2 separate regions of the Homo sapiens genome follow, and region 2 is linked to region 1. A link is an interaction called in ENCODE POLR2A ChIA-PET data of the cell type or tissue named here. Cell type or tissue: Panc1. All regions are shown on one strand.

What was found. Peaks named below come from ENCODE experiments on the same cell type or tissue, not always from the same donor. Only the 100,000 strongest peaks of a DNase experiment are listed, where the experiment ranks them.
Region 2: POLR2A ChIA-PET joins it to region 1 with 5 read pairs; 3 of 35 experiments call an interaction of 5 or more read pairs at or near these places.

What each region holds. Positions count from the first base shown.
Region 1 is chr11:67,162,096-67,167,095 of GRCh38, reverse strand. The region is part of intron 2 of KDM2A (lysine demethylase 2A); the gene reads right to left. Among named protein-coding and RNA genes, the nearest start is that of KDM2A, 45 kb to the right of the region's middle. In Panc1, no CTCF peak of the experiment used is centred here; no DNase peak of the experiment used is centred here.
Region 2 is chr11:67,043,326-67,048,325 of GRCh38, reverse strand. SYT12 (synaptotagmin 12) reads right to left here. Exons shown (of 8, transcript NM_177963.4): 5 at 4,473-4,688; 6 at 3,613-3,733; 7 at 2,449-2,582. MIR6860 (microRNA 6860) reads right to left here and starts at 2,683; the gene lies at 2,618-2,683. RefSeq lists enhancers at 1,921-2,000, 2,101-2,230. In Panc1, no CTCF peak of the experiment used is centred here; a DNase peak (open chromatin) is centred at 2,887.

The DNA of each region.
Region 1 (5,000 bases):
ACTTTTTAATTTTTTTTTGAGGCAGAGTCTCGCTCTGTCGCCTAGGCTGGAGTGCAATGGTATGATCTCAATTCACTGCAACCTCCGTCTCCCAGGTTCAAGTGATTCTCCTGCCTCAGCCTCCTGAATAGCTGGGATTACAGGCGTGCACCACCACGCCTGGCTAATTTGTTGTATTTTTAGTAGAGACGAGGTCTCGCCACGTTGGCCAGGCTGGTCTCAAACTCCTGACCTCAAGTGATCCGCCCGCCTTGGCCTTCCAAATTGCTGGAGTTACAGACATGACCCACCACGCTCAGCCCAGCACAGGAGTTTTGACCTGCTCAGTTTCCAACCTGAACCAGTGTACTCCCTTCTTGGTCCCCAGTTGCTGGGAGGTCACCATATTGATGCCAAACTTAGTACAGATACCTGATCTGTATACTGCATTACAGCCCAGAACTCCTTGCTTCAAGAGATCCTCCTGCCTCAGCCTCTCAAGTTACTGGGACTACAGGTCTTATGCCACCATGCCGGGCAAGAAGTAATCTTTAAAGCACCCCCACTCCACCCTCATACACAAATACTACTATTGGAAACAATAATATAACTCAGAAATATTCAGTTTCTCAGCCAGGCACCGTGGCTCACTCCTGTAATCCTAACACTTTAGGAGGCCAAGGCGGGCGGATCACTTGAGGTCAGGAGTTCGAGACCAGCCTGGCCAACCTGACAAAATCCTGTCTCTACTAAAAAATGTGAAAATTAGCCGGGCATGATGGCATGTGCCTATAGTCCCAGCTACTTGGGAGGCTGAGGCACGAGAATCACTTGAACCCAGGAGGGAGAGATTACAGTGAGCCGAGATCACACCACTGCACTCCAGCCTAGGCGATAGAGTGAGACTGTCTCAAAAAAAAAAAAAAAAAAAGAGAAATATTGTTTCTCCTGAAAGTCAACCAATTTTTTAACTTGATTTTCATTAGCCAGTGAAACACCTACTGAAATACAAATACTCCCTGAATACTTCTGTTTACTGCCTGATTTCTGTATCAACAAACACAGAAAAGGGAAACAAAGATAATGCCTAGTTTCTTCACCACCTTTTATAATTGATGCAACTGTTAAGTCATCAGTATAATACATGGTACTGGTCATGCCAATTTAGTTCCTAGAATATAAGGATTAATGAAAGTATTATACAAATAAGAAGTTATGGAAAAAGAAAAAACCCCTAAAAGTTGACCGTAAATCTAAAGGGGAAGTAAGAGTGACCTTTCTTTTTGCCAGTCAAGAAAGGTTACTATAAACCTGAAAGAACAGCTTGTCTTAAAAAACACTAACTCTAGATCTTTGCTTGGTTAATGATAAAAACCATGAAATTTGTCACACATGCTGTTTCTCCTAAGTCTTTAAGTGAATTAAGGGAGATAGCAAGCAGTCACTTGAAACCAGAAGATAGTCTATAAATGCACCTATTTTCCAGCTTTGCTACATTCCTCTCATCAGGAAGCTTTCCTACATGATCCTTCTCTCTGGAGCTGTGATTAATGTTTTGATTCATAGACAAAGGTCAGTCTCTTAATCAACAAATGACCTCTATTTCAAACTGTCAAACTTAAGATTTATGAAATTTCACATCTAGGAGTAGAAGCTTTAGAAGGAACTGGCATAAGATCAAGAGTTGGTATTCTAAGCTGGGTGCGGTGGCTCACACCTGTAATCCCAGCACTTTGGGAGGCTGAGGTGGGCAGATCATCTGAGGTCAGGAGTTCAAGACCAGCCTGACCAGCATGGAGAAACCTCGTCTCTACTAAAAATACAAAATTAGCCAGGTGTGGCGGCGCATGCCTGTAATCCCAGCTACTCAGGAAGGCTGAGGCAGGACAACTGCTTGAACCCAGAAGGTGGAGGATGCGGTGAGCCAAGATCGCGCCACTGCACTCCAGCCTGGGTAACAAGAGTGAAAGTCGGTCTCAAAAAAAAAAAAAAGTTGGTATTCTAAATTACTCCCTTCAAACACATATACTCCTACCCGTCCCACTACCACCATTACATTACAGTCCTGGCAAGACCTCTTTCCTTCTATGTGTTCAGTCACCCCATCTGCACCAACTAAAGTTAAAGCAGAGAAAACTATGTCTTCATCGCTGAAATTACCTAAGAAAGTTACTCTAAGAGTGGTAAACTGACTAACATCATTAAAAAGTACAATAGCAGGCCAGGCGCGGTGCTCACACATGTAATCCCGGCACTTTGGGAGGCCGAGGTGGGTAGATCACTTGAGATCAGGAGTTCAAGACCAGCCTGGCCCACATAGTGAAACCCCACCTCCACTAAAAATACAAAAAATAACCAGTCCCAGCTACTCAAGAGGCTGAGGCAGAAGAATCGCTTGACCCTGGGAGGTGGAGGTTGCCGTGAGCCGAGATTGTGCCACTACACTCCAGCCTGGGCGACAGAGCAAGATGTCGTTTCCAAAAAAAAAAAGTCCAACAGCAGTCAAGTGTGATGGCTCATGCCTGTAATCCTAGTGCTTTAGGAGGCCATGGTAGAGGATCACTTGAAACTAGGAGTTCAAGACCAAGCCTGGGTAAAAGAGCAATGTCCCATCGCTACAAAAAAACAACAACAACAAAAAAAGGCCAATAGCAAGATCAACACTTAATGAACAGTTATACACAAGCCACCAGAGAAACTAAAAATGTAAGTTAATAATCACATCTCTGTTAAACTTCTCCAGATTTAAGTATCCCATCTAAAACATTAAGAAATCATCTTCAATCAAGCTAAAATTCTTATATCTGAAATCAAAAATTCACTTTCAGGTATGAACCTATATTTACTATGTTTAGCAAAACTACATAATCAGAAGAACAAATGGATTAGAGTCAGAAGTAGGTCTGGGTCTAGGCACTGCCACTTTGAGCTTCAAATTCCCTAAGCTTCCATTTTCTCATGTGAAAATGTCAAGAATGTCACCTAATGCACAGGATGGCTGTGATGTTTAAATGAAAACATATATACAAATACTTTGCAAATGTGGCCTTATATATAAAAAGAGGCTGTATAGAGTAGTGGCAGGGTCCAGACCAGGTTTCTAGAGTTCAAATCCTGGTTCAGCCTCTCACTGTGTCTGACCTACTTAACTAGTAATAACAGAAGCCATTCCACAGGGTTGTATGAGGATTAAATGAAAGATGTAAAGTATCTAGCACATACTCAAAAAATATCAGCAACTGTGATTTTTTTTTTTTTTTTTAAGATGGAGTGTCGCTCTGTCACCAGGCTGGAGTACAGTGGTGCTATCTCGGCTCACTGCAACCTCCGACTCTCAGGTTCAAGCGATTCTCCTGCTGCAACCTCCCGAGTAGCTGGGATTACAGGTACGCACCACCACGCCCAGCTAATTTTTGTATTTTTAGTAGACACGGGGTTTCACCATGTTGGCCAGGATGATCTCGATCTCTTGACCTCATTCATGATCTGCCTGCCTTGGCCTCCCAAAGTGCTGGAATTACAGGCGTGAGCCACGGCATCTGGCCCAGCAATTGTGATTTTGAACATGATTCTACATTGGACTGGAAATCAACTGTATGTCCCAAAAAGAATGGCCTAAGTGGCTAGAGATAAGTCATACTTGCCTCTTCTCCAATGGCATTAAATGTCCTTCTTTATCATTCCAAGTCATAGAATTTTCCAAGTCCATACCTTTTGGAATTAACTCTTTTATGATTCCATCTCTAAATCTCTTCATATCAAATGTCTAATCCTAGGGATGAAATTTTATGAAATTCAACAACTGTATCCTGCCACCGATTTAATATGAAGTGGCCATCTCTGCAAGATGTTATTTGAGAAGGCCCTGCCCTAAGTGGTAGAGTTGGTTATGCAGCTGCTGATCCTTCAAGAGAGTTTGAAGGAAGGTCAAACATAAATACGAAAGTGTAGCGCTAGAAGACAGAGTAGCAATGAAGTTATGCAAGAGCAAAATTCTGGATATCAGTCTGACTAGGGCAGAAGGCTGAAAACAAACTAAAGGAGAAGAGAAGTAACTAACAAAAGTAGGATACAGTTCAATTCCTAACTTTAAGAAAAAGAAATCATGGCCACGCTTGGTGGCTCAAGCCTATAATCCCAACGCTTTGGGAGGCTGGGGCAAGAGGATCACTTGAGGCCAGGAGTTTGACCTGCTTGGACACAATGCCAGACCCCATCTCTAAAAAATTTATTAAATTAGCTGGGCAAGGTGGCACATGCCTACAGTCCCAGCTACTTGGGAAGCTGAGGTGGAAAGACTGTTTGAGCCCAGGAATTTTAGGTTCCAGTGAACAATGATCACACCACTGCACTCTAGCCTGGGCAAAAGAGCAAGACCTTGTCTAGGAAAAAAATAAAACTAAAAATCGCAGGCCGGGCGCGGTGGCTCATGCCTGTAATCCCAGCACTTTGGGAGGCCGAGGCGGGCGGATCACTTGAGGTCAGGAGTTCGAGACCAGTCTGGCCAACATAGTGAAACCCCATCTCTACTAAAAATACAAAAGTTAGCTGGGTGTGGTGGCGCATGCCTATAAATGCCAGCTACTTGGGAGGCTGAGGCAGAAGAATCACTTGAACCCAGGAGATGAAGGTTGCAGTGAGCTGAGGTCACGCCACTGCACTCCAGCCTGGGTGACAGAACGAGACTCTGTCTCAAAAAATATATACAAATAAAATAAAATAAAAATCATATCTACTTTCCTGTGTTGCTGTAAATCTCAGTGGGTGCTTCAGGAGAAGTGAGCATTATATATTTACAGGCAATAAGAATTAAATGAACTTTACCTGACCTTATTTGGCACTTATTGCTATGATTTTCTTGTATTATTGGGATGTAAGAAGAGAAACTCTGGTGAAAAATATGCCACCTACACTAGAATTTCATACAGCCAAGAGAAACAGAAGATTTACCAAATAAACCAAAATGATTTAATAAACTATAATTTATCCATCATTATATTTCTTAGGGAGCCTATTCATTA
Region 2 (5,000 bases), 120 kb after region 1:
CCAGGTTTCAAATGCTGGCCTCCCCAATTCCCCCTGATCCTTTTTTTTTTTTTTTTTGAGACAGTCTCACTCTGTTACCCAGGCTGGAGTACAGGGGCATGATCTCAGCTCACTGCAACCTCCGCCTCCCAGGTTCAAGCAATTCTCCTGCTTCAGCCTCCCAAGTAGCTGGGATTACAGGCTCCTGCCACCATGCCCGGCTAATTTTTGTATTTTTAGTAGAGATGGGGGTTTCGGCCGGGCACGGTGGCTCACGCCTGTAATCCCAGCACTTTGGGAGGCCGAGGCGGGCGGATCATGAGGTCAGGAGGTCGAGACCATCCTGGCTAACATGGTGAAACCCCGTCTCTACTAAAAATACAAAAAAAAAATTAGCCCGGCCTGGTGGCGGGCACCTGTAGTCCCAGCTACTTGGGAGGCTGAGGCAGGAGAATGGCGTGAACCTGGGAGGCGGAGCTTGCAGTGAGCCAAGACAGCGCCACTGCAGTCCAGCCTGGGCGAAAGAGCGAGACTCCGTCTCAAAAAAAAAAAAAAAAAAAAAAAAAAAAGAGATGGGGGTTTCATCATGTTGGCCAGGCTGGTCTTGAACTCCTGACCTCAGGTGATCCTCCCACCTCAGCCTCCCAAAGTGCTGGGATTACAGGCATGAGCCACCACGCCTGGCCTCCACTTCCTTGCTGTGTGACCTTGGGCAGTGACTTGGGCTCTTGCTACCTCAGCTTCTCCATCTGTGAAATGGTGATGATAATATTTGTTCTGGCTGGGCATGGTGGCTCACATCTGTAATCCTAGCACTTTGGGAGGCCGAGGCAGGCAGATCACCTGAAGCTGGGAGTTCGAGACCAGCCTGGCCAACATGGTGAAACCCTGTCTCTACCAAAAATACAAAACTTAGCCAGGCATGATGGTGCTTGCCTGTAATCCCAGCTACTCGGGAGGCTGAGGCAGGAGAATCACTTGAACCTGGGAAGTGGAGGTTGCAGTGACCAAGATCACTCCACTGCACTCCAGCCTGGGTGACAGAGCAAGACTCTGTCTCAAAAAAAAAAAAAAAAAATTGGGGGTGGGCACAGTGGCTCACACCTGTAATCCCAGCACTTTGGAAGGCCGAAGTGGGTGGATCACCTAAGGTTGGGAGTTTAAGACCAGCCTGGCCAGCGTGGTGAAACCCCATCTCTACTAAAAATACAAAAATTAGCCAGGTGTGGTGGCAGGTGCCTGTAATCCCAGCTACTCAGGAAGCTGAGGCAGAAGAATCATTTGAACCCAGGAGGCGGAGGTTGCAGTGAGCTGAGTTCACACCATTGCACTCCAGCTTGGGCAACAGAGTGAGACTCTGTCTCAAAAAAAAAAAAATTGGTTTCTATCTCATAGGGCTGTTTCAGGAACAAAAAGAGTGAACTGTGTAGAACGGCACCTGCGCACAGTCAGAACATGCTAGAGGTTGCGTTGCTATTACTAATATCACCACGTTGCACTCACAACCGAGGACGGGAGAGACTGCTTGAGATGAGAGCGGGAGCTGAAACTCAAACCCAGCCCGATCTCTCTCCTCCTCCACTTCCCCCATGGTCCCAAGAAGTCTCTTGCTTTTAGAGGCTGTGGAGAAGTGGCACTATGACACCCAGGGAGAGGCAGAGGACACATGGGCAGCCTGCTCCACGAGGGTGGCAGGTGAAGGCTACGATACCCAGGATGGGCCAGAGATGCTGGGGTGTGCCCGGGTTAGGAACACTCAGAGTGAGGCAGATTCTGGGCCTTTACATGCTGGCGGGGTCCCCGGGTTGGGGGAGATTAGGCGGGTTCTGTACAGCCCTGGGGCTATGGAGGCAGGTTTTGGCTCAAGGCACAAAGGACTTTCTCATTGTCAGGAGTGCCGAGGAGGGCTAGAGATAGTGAGGGAAGGTGGTGCGAGCCCCATCCTCCGAGGCATGCAAGCAGGGCCCAAGCCCTATCTTCAAGCCCCACCCGTGGTCTGTGATGTCCCTGCTGGGAGAGGTCTCCCTGGAGCATGTCACCTTCTGAAGACCACGCGAACCTGGGGAGTTCAGCAGAACCCTGAAATGGAGCTTGGGAGATTCAGAGCAGGAACTCTGGGTGCCTGGCTCACCCCAGCTCCTCTCCAACCCTCTGCAGTTCCCTCCACCAGGAATGGTCCTCCCTCAGAGCTGGGTATCCCCTCCTGCAGGAATCCCCCCTCACCTGAGGACACTCTTAGTGGATTAGGGACTCTCCTGCCTGTCCCTTGTGAGCACCGAGAAAGCCATGCCTGTGTCCCCAGCACCCACCCTAGGGCTGGCCCCAGTGGCACTCAATAACTGCTAGAAAGTGATGGCTGGAGGCAAACCACTACCCCTGCAGGGGCCCTGAGAAGAGAAGGTGGAGAGATGCGGCAGCCCCAGAGCCCTGGGGTGACCTGGCCCCTTCCCATCCCCCAGCCCCCCTCACCTGGAGCACAATGGCTGGCACCGAGAAGATCATGGCTTCGTTGAACACCGGGTTGGGGTCATCCCTCTTCACGGCTGTCTTCTTTTTGCTCATCTTCCTCCCATCCTGCAGCAGGTACACCTTGACGAAGGGGTCTGTGGGCAGGCGGACAGGTGAGGGCCAGTGTCACACTCACTCACCACAGCCCTGCCCAGTTTGGCTCCACCCACCGACTCCAAACTCCCCAATGCTTAACTGTTGCTGTGACCTCCTGCAGCCCTGCCATTGGTCCTTTATTATTTTTCCCATTTCACAGATGAGAAAACTGAGGCTCACACAGCACGTCAGGTGAGGGCTGGGCTTTGTGCTCAGGCAGCTGCCTCACAGCCCACGCGCTCCCCTCCTAGGATGCTCTGGGGAACTCAGCAGCCCCACCGTGTTCCTTCTATAAATGGCCCGAGTGCAGACGTCAGCCCTGAGTCACCGGGCACCCGCACAGCAGAGCCTGACTCAACCGTGTGCGGCTCTGAAATAACAACTTGCCGTCTGCCCATCACCTATTGCCCACGGGGTGTCCTTGCCGCACCTGCCTGGAGCTGCCCCCCCCACCTACCCCCGCCCCAAGGCTTGCAACTCCCAATAGATCAGGCTCCCCCAGCCCCTGGTCTTCAGTTCTCTAGAATACAGCTGCCTCCACGGTCACTGCTTTGAGAGGGACTGGGGACTCCTGCAGACCTAAGGCATCGGGTCCTGCCTGGCACCCACCCCAACCCCGTGGCCCTGGTCCCTTTTTGGAGTCTGGGATACTGCCCTGTCTCTGGGAATGGAGTCTCCACCATGAATTCCAGTTCCAGGGAACAGATGCCCACCTTGGTTCCCTGCCCAGTGCCCCCAGCCCTGAGTGCGGCCTCCTGCCCTGAGACCCCCGCATCACTCTGACCCCCTTCACTCTGCCCTCACAGGGGCCCCTGCCACCCTCCAGGGATCTCATGTTTCCCCGGCTGGATTAATTGTCCCCATGCCACCCCCTATCCATCTGCATGACTTCTGGGCTCAGCAAAGCTGAGGGGGACCTTGGCACTGTGTCCCACACCTGCCGATGCCTCCGGGTGCCCACAGCACAGCAGCTGGGCCACAGCTTCCACTGAGCTACGTGGAGGAGCCGGGCTGCCGGCTGGGCCTTACCCGCTGTGGTCTTGTCGTTGGTCCAGATGAGGTTCTTGGCCTTAACCACGACCACGGTGAGGCGCTCGGCTGTGGGGAGGTAGCTGAGGGAGAGCAGGATCTCCCCCACAGCATCGGCGGCCTGGGGGACAGACAGGTGGCTCAGAGGGCTTCTCCCCACCCGACTTGAGGGGTCCAGGGAAAGCCTTGGTTGCCAGGGAAAGGCTGGGGCTTCCTTCTCCATAGAGAAGTGGCTGCACTGGGGGCCCCTTACCACAGGGCTCCAGGCAGGCAGGGACAGCCTGGAGAAAGGGACAGCCACCCACCCCCCGCCACTGCATGGAGCATGCCCCACTCCTCCCTTCCACCGGGAGGGTCCTGCCTGGGGCGGAGGGTCAGAGGCGGCCTGTCAAATGTAGCTATCAAATGTAGTTTCGTTCCCTCATTGCAGGCCAAGGAAAACACTGCGGTAGTAATACACAGCGATCAGAGTGGAATGGAATTAGATTCTTTGATTAAACAACAATGATGTTCTGTGAGCATTCCTACAATTATAAAACTAAAGTGCAGCTTGGTGTCTGTCTGAAATCATCCCCTCTAAGGCTAGAGGAATGTTTCTCTAGCAGAAGCTCAGTAGGGGTAGAACCTCTGAAGCTTTGGTGGCAAAGCAGCAGACGAGCTGTAAACAGTGGTCGGGATGTTTTTGAAATTTGCCTGCAGCAAGCAGTTTCCTCGGATGTGGCTCAGGTCTTCTTCTCTGCTCTCCTAATGATGATGGGGCTCAGGCTATTGCAGAGGATGATGAGGATGATGGAGTCCCTTCCTGGAAGTGTATGTGTGTGCACGCTCTTCCGAGGTGGACGAGCAGGCAAGTCACTTACCTTGTTCTGGTCCTGTAAATAGAGCCAGCCACTGAAGGGCTGCAGCGGGAGGTCAAGCACAGAAAGCTTCAGCTCCACCACCCCCGTGCTGACGTTGCGCTCATCCTCATCGATGCCAAATACAGAAAACCGCAGGCTCTTCTCCTCCAGGGCTGTGGGATCCAGGGGGATGGAGAACTTCTCATCAAAGAAGATGGAGTAGGCATTTCTCTGGATCTGCAGGAGAAAAGGCCATGGAGGGCGCTAGGGGCCTGAGAGGCCACAGCAGGGAGACAGCACTGGACAGGGAGTCCAGAGGCCCAGGCTAGAGTCCTGGCTCTGTTGTCTTGACACCCTCAATGCCAATCTTTCCTTTGGTGGCTCAGCCTTGAAGGTTTAAAAGCCTCCTGTCCTCTCCTCAGTGGCGGCCAATCTAGTGGCCTGGCGTTTTAAGCTCCCACAATCTGATCCCAACTAATTTCCGTCCTCAGTGCCCGTGGCACCCCAGAACCCTCAAGATGCCCTGGACGAGCTGGTCTCCATCTTTCT